Regions from separate parts of the Homo sapiens genome. Here all the other regions are linked to region 3. The links are chromatin contacts, found by Hi-C or POLR2A ChIA-PET in ENCODE. All regions are on one chromosome and are shown on one strand. Each heading gives the region's core, a stretch centred on a gene start or an enhancer-like site at or near the end of the contact. The rest is flanking DNA. Distances are from core to core; before and after follow the strand shown. Region 1 has its middle 19 kb from the start of LINC02639. Region 2 has its middle 35 kb from the start of LINC02639. Region 3 holds the start of GDI2 (GDP dissociation inhibitor 2). Region 4 holds the start of SFMBT2 (Scm like with four mbt domains 2). Region 5 overlaps LOC105376387 (a long non-coding RNA gene).

Region 1 (2,700 bases), core at 107-2,606, 2.0 Mb after region 3:
GGAACGCAGCCTGTGGCTCTTCAATAAAACTTTCCTCAGAGCAAACAAGCAGGCTCTAGAGGTAATCACACATAGTCTCTTATTCCCATTAGCAACCCCAAACAAGCAAGTGGCCTTACCCAAATAGTAGAGAAGCCTAGGTTATTTTTAAATCTGCTCAGTTGAGTGTGTTTCAGAATTTGTGATTTCCTAACAACAAAAAGCTTGGTACCACTGTTGAAATGACAGGAGAATTCCGAAGCAGGCGGAGCAAGGAGAGAGAGAGGCAACCTAGGGCAAGGCTCGCATTACAGATGAAGGCAAAGAAGGAAGCCCTATGTAGAGGAGACTCTTTCTGTCTTTGGAAAGTCTGATGAAAATCGGGTCTAGAAAACCAGCTATGACTTTGGAGATGAACAGAGGAATGCATTAGGCGGCTTTTCTCTCAACGTATTTGGCTTCCTGTATATTTAAAAATAAATGTCTTCCAAACTAGCTTCGAGGACTGCATCCACGAAAGCAGCCTGGCTGCAAAGCCCAGGAGGTCGCAGCAAGTCAGGGAGGTGGAGGCCTCTTGGTTTTCCATCATATTTCTCTGGAGGCTTCAGGTGCTCCAGGAGGGCACCGCCTGCTGAGTCGGTTCAAGTCAACACGACACAGCTGGAAACCCCACAGCCTGGGCAGTTGAGCCGCCGCTGTGTGGTGGGAACACTGCACCCCCTCTGAGCTCCCGCCACCCAGCCTTCCCAAGCCACGCTGCCACCCTCCTGCAGACCTGGGTGAAGAGGGGCAAGAGGCTGTCCTACAGAGATGCTGAGGGTGACAGCTGCAGAATCACCAAACCTTGCTTGGCTGAAAACAAACGTGAATTCCACATTTTAATAAAACAGAAATTTTAATCTTCTGGACACCTGATGATACAAGTCAACCTATTTCTTCTGAATCGCATCTGAAACCAGGAGTTATCACATATTTCAAGATAAAACCGGACCGGGCTTTAAATGTATGATATTATTTCATAATAAAATTTACTTTTTAATATACCTAATAACTGAAAACCTAATGCTACAGTCCGCCATGCTTTAAAGAGACTCACGTAATGACCTGAAGGAAAATTTCCCTCTGAGATAGTCATTTCTTGGACAACTCCTTTCATCTGTAAAGGAGGAAATGAGTCAGCTTTACTAAGCGTTATCTCATGATTGGTGTTTTGTTATTCAGTAGGCAGAGAACACATTTTGTTACCTATAAAGCCTGTTATTACCAAGGGTACAGGTCACTACTGAAACCTCCTCTTCAAACAACTACAGGTACTGTTGTCAAAGATCTTAACAGACTCTGATTGGAAAAGCGCCTGGCTGGTCACAGGACTGCATGACTCACCGCTCTGTTCAGCATTAGCTAAACACAAAGCTGAAAGAACAGAATCAGCTTCATGATGTCATTTCTTCTCTATGTGTCTTTAACATCGCTGAGATATGTTAGAGGTTGTTGAGTAATACACGAAGCTTTCAAATAAGAAGAATGTGTCTGAGATACTTAGAGTAAGAACACATTTCAGGGTTATGTTTGAATATAAACATAATACATGCTCCAGGAATTCAGGGTTTGTGTTATTTGTTGATACAAAGTGTTCCGCAAGGTTTTAGAGCATATACACTAATCACCTAGGTTGGTTAAAGTTTAACTCAACTGAAATATTTTGGACTTAAAGAACCACTTAAGATATCAAGTTCTCAGAACTGATTGAAAAGAAAGAGCTCTCATCTACAGTTACCTGAAACATACCAAAAATTTCCCTGCAAAGATCATAAATGTTTCAGAATCAAGGAGAAATATGAATACTGTTTCCATATAGGTGGTGGGATACATTAGTACCTTTCTCTCTTCTTTCTATTCTTTACATATATTTAAGGAGCAGCCATTGCTTTTCTAGTTTAAAAAAAAAGTAGAAAAAAAAGTTTTTCGTTTTTCTCAGTTAGCTCTCTATGGTGAAAAACTCAAAAGCCAAAATGATGGACTCAGTAAGTTGACAGCCACCTTAAATCTGTGTTGACACCTTTCTTTGTAATGTCAGCAAAACTGTGTGACTGAAGATGAGATCACTGTTTACCTAGCTCTGCTATTGGTCTGAAACGAGCAAGTGTGAAAGAAATTCCCATATTTATCTGTTGGTGTAACCCTTGCAGCAATCTCTCCTAAGAAGTTGAATCACTCATTTTGGTAAGACCCAGCCAAAGATGAAGAAAGTATATTTAATCCAGCTGATGAGACGACTTACTTGGGCCAGATTTAGTTGGAAAGTTGCATGCTGGGGCAGGGTAGGGAGTGTTTCATTTGGGAAACGTTTGGTATCATGTGAAAAAGTTATGTTTCTTTCAAATTGAGCAAATCACTATTTAACTTCCTTTTTCCAGCCTTGCCTGTTTGCTTCTGGGAGGCCTTAAGAAAATATAGAAGATGTGTCAGACTCAAAAGAGGAAGTTAAGAGTCTGAAATGAGATGCCACATTCCCCTTCCTTACTCCTAAGTAATATAGCTTGTTTGTTAAGAAACTTGCTTCTATACACATTGTCCAACTTGTTCTGTGAAAGTTGTAGCGTTCAAATAATGGGTAATTTGTCACTAAGTTGTACTTTCATGGAAATATCACTTGAGCAATAACTTTCTAATCTTTTTTTTTTGGAGACAGGATCTCACTCTGTCACCCGGACTGGAGTA
Region 2 (2,700 bases), core at 55-2,554, 1.9 Mb after region 3:
TATATTATCTCTGGGGTCTCCTCCAAGTCTGTAGTTCTTTGAATCTGTTTGACTAGGGTGGACCATGCCAGTATGCATTTTTGTTTTCTTTTTTTTTTGAGATGGAGTCTCACTCTGTCACCCAGGCCGGAGTGCAGTGGTGCAATCTCAGCTCACCGCAAACTCCGTCTCCCAGGTTCAAGTGATTCTCCTGTCTCAGCCTTCCAAGTAGCTGGGATCACAGGTGCCTGCCATTATGCCTGGCTAATTTTTGTATTTTTACTAGAGATGGGGTTTTACCGTGTTGGCCAGGCTGCTTTCAAACTCCTGATCTCAGATGATCCACCTGCCTCAGCTTCCCAAAGTGCTGGGATTACAGGCACGAGCCACCGCATCTGGCTGCTAGTATGCATTTGTTTAAATTATCAAATGGGAATCTGAAATGGGGCAATGGGAATTAAGAAAAATCATCTTTTTTTATTTAGAACTATCTTCAGACATGAACCCTCACAGTTGAACACATTACTTCACAATAAATATAGGCTGCCCTTCCGTGCCCCTCAGCCAAATGCCTTTTTAATTTTTTTTTTTATTTTCAACTCTTGCAACTAAATAAAGCAATCATACCACTAGTGTGACGGTTAATTTTATGTGTCAGCTTGGTTGGGCCATGGTGCCCAGATATGTGGTCAATCTTTATTCTGGATATTTCTGTGAGGATATTTTTGGGTGAGATTTCCCTGATATGGGTGAGCCCCATCCGATCTGCCGAAGGCCTGAAGAGCACAAAAAGCTGACCTCCCTGCAAGCGAGAGAGAATTCAGCAGCAAACAGCCTTCAGACTTCATCTGCAACATCAGCCCTTTCTGGCTCTGCACGAAACTGTCTTCAGACTCAAACTGCAGCTTTTTCCTGAGTCTCCAGACTGCTTACCACCCCCATCAGATTTTGGACTCACCAAGCCTCCACTGTCCCATGAGCAAATTCCTTAAAATATCCACCTATCTATCTCCTATTGGTTTGTTTCTCTGGGAACCCTGACTAATGCAACCACCTTTATCATAAACTCGGAAGAGAATTCTCCATGACCCTCACATGTCTGCACATCTTCTGAGTAGAGGCCGTGAGAGTCTTTGTCCTGGAGTATCTTGTGAAAGATAGTTAAATAGTGAACAGCTTTGGAAGACAGAGACTGTGTGTCCTTCAAAGCAAAGGGCAGGTATGCCTACTGCTTCTTGTGAAAGGCAGCTTCCCATCCTCCAAGTTTAGGTTCACCTCCTGAAATGCAATCCACTGCATGTGCAAATGTCACCTGACCCTCCTTCAGTCACCCTCTGGGGGTGGGGAGTAGGAGAACCAAAATTGCTGATACTCTGCCTACTGCTATTGCTTGAGTCATAAAGTCCTTTTGGTCTTTGACCCAGAGTACTCATATCTTCTGTCAGCATTCACAAAACTAGGACAGGCTAACTTGAAACCTTACAAATAGGGTAAAATATTAGATCCTTCCCAGTTCCTTACAGTCCACATAAAATATGCCAAAGGGTCTATAATCAGAATCTCATCAAATGCATTGTGTGGTGTCTTGAAAATATATCTACAAATCCTTTGACAATCCTTCTTTGAAAAGGTGAGGTTCAATTCTGCTCCTCTGCGTGTCAGCTGGACTTTGTAACTTGCTTCTACAGAAATAGAATGTGGCAGAATGGGAGGCTAAGGTGGAGGGATCCCTTGAAGCCAGAAGTTTGAGACCAGCCTGGGCAACAGAGCAAGACCCTGTCTCTACAAAAAAGTTTAAAATTGACCAGGCGTGGTGTCTCACACCTGTAATCCCAGCACTTTTGGAGGCCAAGGTGGGCCGAATCATTTGAGGTCAGGAGTTCAAGAGCAGCCTGGCCAACACGGTGAAACCCCATCTCTACTAAAAATACAAAAATTAGCCAGGTGTGATGGTGGGTGCCTGTAATCCCAGCTACTCAGGAGGCTGAGGAAAGATAATCATTTGAAACGAGTAGGCGGATGTTGCACTGAGCTGAGTGTGCCTTTGCACTCCAGCCTGGACGACAGATTTAGACTCTGTCTGAAAAAAAAAAAAAAAAAGTTGAAAATTAGCTAGGCTCAGTGGCGTGTGTGCACCTGTAGTCCCAGCTACTCAAGTGGCTGAGGCGAGATGATAGCTTGGGCCCAGGTGTTCAAGACTGCAGTGAATCATGATCGCACCACTGCATTCCAGCCTGGGTGACAGTGAGACTCTGTGTCTACAAACAAATAAACAAACAAAAGCAAAAAACAAGACACATGAGCCATTCTATGGATGTCTTCAAATAAGCAACTATTTACTCTTATTGTCTTTATATGTGACAATATCCAAAGGGCAGCCTATTCACTCTGGAACATCTCACATGAGCAATTATACAGTGAAAGGAGCAAAAAAAGAAAAAAAATTAAAACCCTGAACATGAGCGATGGAATCAGAAGTGTCTATTCTGCCTCTTACTAAGAAGTGACCACACCCAAAGTCACTGAAGCTCTCTGATTTTCAGGTGATTTTGGATGACTAGTGTAGTCATACCTAGCTGTCTGGATAATTTTGATGATGAAATCAGAAACATAATAGCATTTATTATCTACTAAACATTGTGTACCGGAATTTAGAGCCATGATTTCTTTTAACATATCCAAACCATCTAGAATTGTGCCTGGCACATGTTATGTAATGCA
Region 3 (2,700 bases), core at 29-2,528:
TGTTGCATAATCAGTTGTATGGTCAACTGTGCACTAATTCATTTGGTCACAAATATATACAATCAAATTAAGGTTGAATGTAAATTTAAACTTTACTTTTGCTTTCTTCTCCCCTCCCCCCCAGAAAGATCCATGGTCCAATATAACATATCTTCTTCAAGTATTTATGGGGTAAGAAACATTTTAAAAAGTTGTTACATTCTTTCCTCTATCTTAATGATTTAAATATGAGCAAGTTCGGTCTATCAAGGCAGGCTCTGAATAGCTACTATCGAGAAGTATTTGAGGAGTTCTTGAATGCCAAATCTTCATTGTCTGCTGACTCTGCAGATTTATCACGTGCTGAAAGCACAGGTTTTCCAACTGTCAACGTCTTTACGAAATTCACCTGCTTAGGCTTTCGTGGGGTCGGCCTCTTGGAGCTGAGAACACAGCTTCTGCTTACACCTGTGTCCTCAATGAAGCCAGAGATTCCTAAGAGAATTCTAGAAAAAGAGGAGCGGGGTAGAAGGCAAGCAAGGAACAGTTTCTAAGCTTAGGGCCTAAACCTTTGCATACAAGGATCAGCTACCACGTTTACAGCGGCTTTAAGTTACAGCCCTCGGTAGGTGCAGATCGGCTTCCCAATGAAACCTGGCTTTCACTTTCATCTCTGTTAAGGGTTACCTTTTCAAAAGAAGCCGCTTTTCCTCCTACCAATTTCCTAAAGCGCCCACCGGCAACGCACTAAACAAGGAGGGCACAGAGCGGGAAAAAGGACACGTGTGATTTCCGAACTCTTCCCGGCGGGCTCCGGGCCCCGGCAAGCCCAGCCCCGCGGGAGGAACCAAGGCCGCCACCCCCGAGAGGCAGCCCGGCCCGCGCTCCTCGCCCACGTGGCCGCCGCACGCGCCCGCTCAAAGTCCAAGGGCGGCGATCCGGCTCTGGGACCTTGGACCGAGCGAGCTCCCGCCCCGACGGCGGGAGTCAGAACGGTGGTGGCCAGCAGTCCCCGCCCGCGGCTCCGTGCACCTCCACCCCGGCCCGCGCGCCGCCTCCCGAACCACCGTGGCAGAGGCCGCAAGGGGAACCGGAAGCCAAAATGGCGACGCCCCGCCCTTTTCCTCTCGCGAGAGGCGGGGAAGGAAAAAAAGTTGTGCGAGCGACGGGGACGTAACCAATTAGAGTGCCGGGAGCGCCTGATTGGCGGCCCTCCCGGCGCCTGCAGGCCCCGCCCCGGCTGCGGAGGCTCAGTCACAGCCCTCCCCTCCTCGCTCCCTCCCCTCCTCTCCCCGCCCAGTTCTTCTCTTCCCGTCTGAGGTGGCGGTCGGTCTCGCCTTGTCGCCAGCTCCATTTTCCTCTCTTTCTCTTCCCCTTTCCTTCGCGCCCAAGAGCGCCTCCCAGCCTCGTAGGGTGGTCACGGAGCCCCTGCGCCTTTTCCTTGCTCGGGTCCTGCGTCCGCGCCTGCCCCGCCATGAATGAGGAGTACGACGTGATCGTGCTGGGCACCGGCCTGACGGTGGGCGCCAGGGCTGAGGGGCCGGGGCTGAGCAGCCGGGGCGGGCGCACCCCCGGCTCCTGCACGGCCCGCGGGTCGCAGCTCCTCGGGGGTCTCGTTCTGCCGTCAGCCGTAGTTTTCGGGACGGGAGTCGTGGCTAGGGGCGCGGGCGGGTTCAGGGGCGCCCCGCGTCCCGGGGCGAGCGGGCGGCTCCCAGTGTGAGGGGCAGGCGGGGAAATGGAGATGCGGGCCGTGAGGCTCGGGGCGGGGTGACGGCCGAGCCCGGCCTCTGCGCTTGCCCCCAGCGGAAGCGGAGGGGAGGGGAGAAGGCCGCCCGGGCCAAGGGTCCCGCTCCCCGGTTTGGGCCGGTGACCTCGCCCGGTTGGAAACCAGCACCCGAGGCGGAGGGGACGGTGCAGGCCTCGCGGTTGCATTTCCTATTCCGCCTCGGCCGCTGCCCCGGGTCAGTCTGGCTGCCAAAGCCGAGTACGGGGTTTCCTGACAAGTCTTGGATAATCACTGCTTCGGAACTGCTAGGGCTTGATTAACTTATATTTTTGGCGAAAACGTGGAAATTAGTCTTTTAATCCTTTCTCCCCCCTGCTAATGAGAAGTATTATTGAATCCTTTTAGCCACCCTCCCTTCTCACTTACTGAGCATCTGTAGAATTGGAATTGAGTTTTTTCAAAACTTGTCCGTCAAATGCTTTCGCACCTGACCTTCGCCGCCTTTTCCTTTTGTTTGGTGGGTTCTCTGCCTCCTTTGTCTCTTCTGGACTGTTTTCCCCTAAGAATTGGGTTGGTGATGGATTGCTAAAAGCCAAGTTCTCTGTACTCCGAAGCTTTCTTCAGGGAGTTGGAAGATAATAACATGAAGAATGCATTGTAATATATGAATGCAAGGTGTACCTAATATCATGGTATATTGATTTTCCTGGTTATCTGTTTCTAAGGGAACTTTAGGTAATCTGTAGATAACGCAGGCAGGTTCTGTAGTTTGTACTTTTTCTGTTCTTTTTTTTTTTTTTTTAAATGTTCATCTTGCAAAAGAATTCACTTTGGAGAAAACCATTTTAACTATCAATTTTTGGGGAAATTTGAAATTCTAACTTTGGGCTGCTTGATCATAATTAAGATGAATACTGATGTAAATCTTGTGTATCCTATGTACTCTGACTTCAAATTCCTGAGTCATTTAATGTAGACTTCCACTTCAAATTTTT
Region 4 (2,700 bases), core at 139-2,638, 1.6 Mb before region 3:
TCGGCACGTCCCTCCGTATTTCTTCTAGATCAGCTCCGGCCCCACCGTCCAGGAGAGGGCCCGCCTGAGGACCTCTGTCTGTGCCGCGCGTGGTCAGCCCCGGTCCCCTCACTCCATGGCTGGCCCCTAGCCCTTCAGAGCGGACACCTCTCCTTAGGGATGCAGGGCGAGGAAGGGCGGGTGGAGCTGCGAACCCACGGGGACCTGGAGGACCTCTTGGCCCCCTGGAGAGGGGTACTATGAGAGGGATTCATGGGACACAGATTTGGGGGACTGGGTAATTTTACCCCCTTTGGCAACCATAAAAACCCTGAGCAAACGTGTCCATTCGCTATTTCGCAGAAATATACAATGCAGGCCCACACAGGCATCTCTGCGAGGCCCCCTAGTTAAGGGCGCAGCGTTCTTCGGAAGCTCTTGGTCTTGCTACCAGGGCGTCACCGGCTTTTCCGCACTGGGGACATTTCGTTTGGGCTCTGCGCAGCCGTTGCACCTAAGGCCCTGGGAGCTCCGCGTTCCTCCCCAGGCGCCCGGGACAAAGTGCCCGAGGGCTCCGCAGACGTCCAGCCCTGCCCGGGGCTCACGGCCGCCGGGGCTCTCCAACGGACCGTCGAGGGCCACGTTTTGCTGGGGTGTGAGCGACGATTCTTTTCCCGCCCTATGAGGCCCGCCACTAGCTAGGTGCCCCATGAGACGCCGTGGCGAGCACGGCTACCTGGCAGCTCGCCCGGGCAGCCCCAACTTAATTTCCTGCCCCTCGGGGCACCTTTCCCTCGAATAGCTCTCCTCGGCCCCTCCAGCCCTGCCCAAGGGGCCTGGAAATGTTCGCAGCTTCAAGAAAGGCTCTATTTAAGCACAGGATGGGGTGGGGCGGGCGGGGCCAAGATTGCCCTGGGGATTGAATTTATCTCCGCTCCCAGCGATCCCCGGCGGATAAAGCGCAAGTTTGTGCACACGGTCGACTGAGCCATTGGAAACCCAGCTCACGAACCGCAGCCAGGGAAACGGGAGTTTGCCCAGTTGTCCTTGCGGAGGGGTGTGCGGAAACGCCCGCGATGGGAACTTTCTGCAGATCATGTATGGAGGGAGCTCACAAAAAGGAGGAAGGGGAGCGCGGTGGGGAGGAGGCCGCGTGGGCGTGGAAGGTCCCAGGGTCCTGGGGGTGCCCGCCTGCTTAGGCGCAGGGAATGGCGCGGAGCTGGCTGGGGAAGGAGCCGATCACGTCCCGCAGGCTAATTGGCTTAAGAAATTTTGCAAGCGCTGGAAAAGGTCGTTGAAGGAGTTCGCTGCACGCGCACGCACACACATACACACACACACAAAATCTTAAAAAAAAAAAAAAAAAAAAAAAAAAAAGAGCGCCGAGCATGCGCACAGAGAGGATGCCATATTGGAATGAGCTGTAGTGGGAGCCGGAGGACCGGAGCGGGCGCGCGAGGGAGGCGGCGGGCGGGGAGCGAGCGGGCAAGGGCGGGCGAGCGAGCAAGCGAGCGAGGCCGGTGCCCTCCCGGGCGGCGACCGGGGCCTGGGTCCACGCCGAGGGCAGGACGAACTTCACCAGGTAGGACGCCGCGCCGGCTGCTGTCCCCGGCGCCCAGGCTGGCCGGAGAGCAGCCCTTCGGCCCGCAGGTTGAGTGCGCTGGTCAGGGGCTTTTTCCAGCCTAGGAAAAAAAAGGAAAAAAAAAAAAAGGAAGGAAGCCTGAGGGAGCTGGGGTTGGAGGTGGCGGGTGGGGGAAGGCTGGGGAGGGTGCAGGGGAGCGAAAGAGAAGGGCAGGAGAAGAAAGCGACTGCACTTGAGCGAAGCTTCAAACTCCTCTGTGCGCTCCAGGTTGTCATTTTTGCTTCCCGGGTCCCCTTCGCCTGCGTCTCCGGGCTCGGAAAAGCCGAGCCGTGCGGGAGTCCGTCCGGAGTTGCAAAGTGTCCTCCTTCCCCGGGCGCAGCCTGTCCCCTCCCGCCGCCCACCTTCCTCGTTTCTGCACTCATTTTAGCGACGCAGCCGCCGCTGCTACCTACCCCGCGCTCCCGCGTCTCCTCCGCGCTGGGGTCTCCCCTTTCTTTTGGTTTGGGTGGGAGAAAAAGATGGTGAGGACGGGGAATCGGAGACCGGCATGGGGGTAAAAATCGTGCAGACATTCGGAATCGCTCCCTTGGAAACATTTGCCTGAGCAACTGAAATAAAATTGGCAGTAGTAGTTTTGGAGCGTGCTCCAGCGAGGATGGTCTTTTTGTTCATTATTTTCTCTTTAAAGTAATATCCTGTCACTTAGGGGCTTTCCGGTTGTCTCCTCTTATTCGACCCCCTTTCAAAATTGCTGACTTGAGCTGGTTCTGGAGTTTATTTTTTAATATGCGTGCGTGGGTATGTGTATGTGTGTGTATGTTTTGCAGAAATCCGCCAAAATGCAACTGTAGGAACTGCGAGATGTATTTATTGATTTTGACCAGGGGCGGTGGGAAGGGGCTGGAGGGAGCTGGGGGATCCTGGAGGGTGGGAAGTGGCTGATTCTCGGTGGCCGGACACTCATCCAGAGCCTGATCCGTACTCGTGTTTTCTTGGAAGCGCCACAACTGCGGGGAAGGAGTCTTTAGAAACCGTGCCAGTTTCAATATGGCGGGCTAAGGTGGCTTTTAAAAACTGAAAATAAAGGTTTTGAGGTGGGAAAAAACCCAGCTGAAGTTTCCACCCCTTAGTTTCGACTC
Region 5 (2,700 bases), core at 38-2,537, 1.1 Mb before region 3:
TCCTGAAGCATCTATTTCTGTTTTCTGCTTCTGTTTTGGCTCGAATTCTGGGTCTACCAGTAGTCTAAATGACCTCCACTTCCTCACTTTGACTCTACATACGTCTGACTGGCTGTGTTTGAGCCTGCCATACAAACAGAGGTGTGCAGTTCTCTTTAAACACCACTGTTCCATATATTTTCTTTCATACGATATTGAGTTAGACTCAGCAACCACCCCAATTATTCTGCCAGTTTTTCTTTATTATGCTTGACAACTACTTGGTGAGAGAATGGATTTTTCTTTGTGAAGTCAGCACACAGCCGCCGGTTGATTCTCTGAGAGAACAAGATATTTCACGAGTAACTGGATAAATGGGCCAACCTGACAGGACAGCAGGCCCTTGCCTCCAACAGTGCAAGAGAGCCTCTGTCAAGAGACCATGGCATTCCTCCCGTTTGGGAACTGATGACAGGATGGCTACAGTAAGCTGCAGCCAGATATTCTGCTAAGGAAACGAATAAGCAGAGAGATGAATATTTTGTATGCTTCCCATGTGTTCAGCTCTATCAGGCAGTCTCTCACACTTTATCTAATACATCTTCTCTGCTCTTCTTGACATAAAATTATCTTAAATTTTTACATGCAGAAAACTTATATATAAGGAACTAAAAAAATTAATCTGTTTAAAAGTTATACAGTGCGCAAGTGAGAAGCCAGATTTCAAAGAGAAACCAAACCTCTTGGAAACTTTGAAGGCCGACAGCATGGAGGTGGTTTGAGTGGACCCCAAACGGATGTGAACTGCCTCCTGACACTGGCCCAGTAAATGACTGGTTGTGGTGTACTGAGATAAACACTTTTAATTATTTTAAATATGAAGTAAAATCTAGAAAAAAATGTCCAGCAGAAAAAAAAAAAAAAAAAAACAACAACCAGCTCTTCTGGTTGTCATGGAGATAAGCCATTTAGCACTGCAAAGCCTTCCATGGGGAAGCAACGGCAATGGAGATTTCCAACTCCCAAGAACCGCATTCAAGGAGAGTTTCAACTTCCACTTGTCTTCCGAGGTCTGTTGTCTCTGAAAAAAAAATTTGTTGGGGAGGTAGGTATTTAAACTCATTTCCTGGGATAGAAAATCTAAGTAGCACATGCATATCCACAGAGCTTTGTTTCAGGACCCATAATGGGAACAAGTTTCCATTTCCTGTGAGGTGTGTACATAGTGTGTGTGTGTGTGTGTGTGTGTGTGTGTGTGTGTGTGTTAGAGAGAGAGAGAGCACCAATGAGCTCTCTAGAAACCATCGGAAGTGCCAGCTTGTAGAAGTAAACATAAAGCCCAGGCAAAGGACGAAAGAGAAAAAATTAGTTTGTCTCTAAAAGGAAACAGCCTTTAGATAGGAATGCATGTGAATCAGAAGAAACATGAAACTCTCATTCCTGGCTATACCATCTGCCCCACTTGTGAGGCACCGGCTAATTGTTGAGACACTGCTAGTGAAAATTGTGCAGGTTCACAGACTCTTAGGCAGCTGCTGTTTAGGGAAGTGTGGCGGCCGAGGGCCGACCTGGACTTCCGTTCTGGGAACTGGGGCTTCTCAGGAGAGTGGGTTTAGGGTAGCTGTGGCATGGAGGGTCCACAAGTTTCAGAAAATAGTGCCAGAGTGAAGTTACACTGGAGAAGAAGAGGTGGTCATACTACGGCATTCATTGCAAGGATGGAGACAAGGAGGTGAAGGCAGGCGGAGGCCCAGGTGCCAACTGATAGAGACAGGAGTACAGAGAAGACATGAGGGAGGATGGATAGAAGACAGAGTGGCTGAGGTTCCCTGCTGTGCTGAAGTTTTCAACGCAGTGCCTAAGCCTTAGCCCTTGGGTGGTGGGGAACAAGTCAAGCACACAAGGGGAATTAGAGAAGACCCACGCCTCCTTCTCTAGACGTGGAGGCAGGGAGTCAGGGAGGGCACATGGTTCATGTGGGTGCACACAGGAAATGAGAGAACGGAAACCACAAGTCAAGGGGCTTGCTGTCTTCTTGTCTGTTTGGATAAAAATAGAGCTACTGACTCAGCAGACAGTTTTCAACCTACCTTCAAGGCTCCCTGCTATAATTTTTTATTTCATTTCTTAATTTAAATTAGTTGATCACAGAAAAAGGCAGGTGATTTAAGCAGACCATATACTTCATTTAAGTCAAGGAACCATCATTGACACACCTAGCATTGTTGCATGCATATTCGTTGAAAATTCATCCATGAACTAACCATCATGATTAGGTACTGGTGATGGACAACTAAAATGATGGTAACTAAGTTAATGTACATTCCATATGTTATTCATTTCCAACATTTTTGATAAAGTAAGGAAATGGATAAGAGGGATACATTTTCAAGTCTGATAATGAAATAGATGTGCAAAACTGACAGTGGGACATATGTGGTTTTCAGAAGGAAAATGTTCATGAAAAAAGAGCTTCTCCATGATGGTCAAATGACAGGAAAGAAGCTGCATGCAGATGAGAAGAACTAGCACAAAGGGGAGTGTGAGAAGATGGGATAGCGGAAGCAGAGGTTGCATCAAACACTCGGAAGAGATCTTCTTATGAACATGACTATATCCATCAGTGTTTTCTCCTTCTTCTCCTAAAGAAGCAAGCAGACAAACAAACAAAAAACTAGAAGAATTTCCTAAGTCCTGCAAATTCAACTGTCCATGAAATTT

Evidence for each region. A loop is a pair of places that touch in the nucleus more often than their neighbours do. ChIA-PET counts read pairs that join two places held with the same protein, here RNA polymerase II (POLR2A). Pooled maps may share reads with other maps.
Region 1: a pooled map shows a loop between it and region 3 (5-fold over the local background). The contact joins the enhancer-like site here to the promoter of GDI2 in region 3. A Hi-C loop is called at or near these places in 2 of 37 single-sample maps with no recorded cell type and 2 of 50 pooled maps. POLR2A ChIA-PET finds 5 or more read pairs at or near these places in 3 of 52 experiments (GM10248, GM12878 and activated CD4-positive, alpha-beta T cell).
Region 2: a map with no recorded cell type shows a loop between it and region 3 (3-fold over the local background). The contact joins the enhancer-like site here to the promoter of GDI2 in region 3. A Hi-C loop is called at or near these places in 4 of 37 single-sample maps with no recorded cell type and 2 of 50 pooled maps.
Region 4: a pooled map shows a loop between it and region 3 (5-fold over the local background). The contact joins the promoter of SFMBT2 here to the promoter of GDI2 in region 3. A Hi-C loop is called at or near these places in 6 of 50 pooled maps. POLR2A ChIA-PET finds 5 or more read pairs at or near these places in 3 of 52 experiments (SK-N-SH, WTC11 and activated naive CD8-positive, alpha-beta T cell).
Region 5: a map with no recorded cell type shows a loop between it and region 3 (12-fold over the local background). The contact joins the enhancer-like site here to the promoter of GDI2 in region 3. A Hi-C loop is called at or near these places in 4 of 37 single-sample maps with no recorded cell type and 5 of 50 pooled maps.

What each region holds. Positions count from the first base shown.
Region 1 is chr10:3,851,152-3,853,851 of GRCh38, reverse strand. No RefSeq gene overlaps it. Among named protein-coding and RNA genes, the nearest start is that of LINC02639, 19 kb to the right of the region's middle. RefSeq lists enhancers at 421-1,620, 2,329-2,685. Within about 2 kb of position 1,356, at least 37 of the 41 ENCODE cell types and tissues checked have a DNase peak (open chromatin) inside an H3K27ac peak, as active enhancers do; they include GM12878, where a contact is called at or near this core.
Region 2 is chr10:3,867,884-3,870,583 of GRCh38, reverse strand. No RefSeq gene overlaps it. Among named protein-coding and RNA genes, the nearest start is that of LINC02639, 35 kb to the right of the region's middle. RefSeq lists an enhancer at 382-881. Within about 2 kb of position 1,304, at least 4 of the 41 ENCODE cell types and tissues checked have a DNase peak (open chromatin) inside an H3K27ac peak, as active enhancers do.
Region 3 is chr10:5,812,012-5,814,711 of GRCh38, reverse strand. GDI2 (GDP dissociation inhibitor 2) reads left to right here and starts at 1,278. Exons shown (of 11, transcript NM_001494.4): 1 at 1,278-1,498. The coding sequence starts at 1,454. LOC124902367 (a long non-coding RNA gene) reads left to right here and starts at 1,515. Exons shown (of 2, transcript XR_007062041.1): 1 at 1,515-2,397. RefSeq lists enhancers at 508-607, 671-1,263, 1,264-1,856 and silencers at 808-987, 1,048-1,317, 1,458-1,997.
Region 4 is chr10:7,409,722-7,412,421 of GRCh38, reverse strand. It overlaps SFMBT2 (Scm like with four mbt domains 2), which reads left to right and starts at 1,388. Exons shown (of 21, transcript NM_001387889.1): 1 at 1,388-1,561. RefSeq lists enhancers at 1-218, 219-1,139 and a silencer at 1,375-1,514.
Region 5 is chr10:6,926,983-6,929,682 of GRCh38, reverse strand. The region is part of intron 3 of LOC105376387 (a long non-coding RNA gene); the gene reads left to right. Among named protein-coding and RNA genes, the nearest start is that of LINC00707, 150 kb to the right of the region's middle. RefSeq lists enhancers at 1,548-1,637, 1,369-1,788. Within about 2 kb of position 1,287, at least 13 of the 41 ENCODE cell types and tissues checked have a DNase peak (open chromatin) inside an H3K27ac peak, as active enhancers do.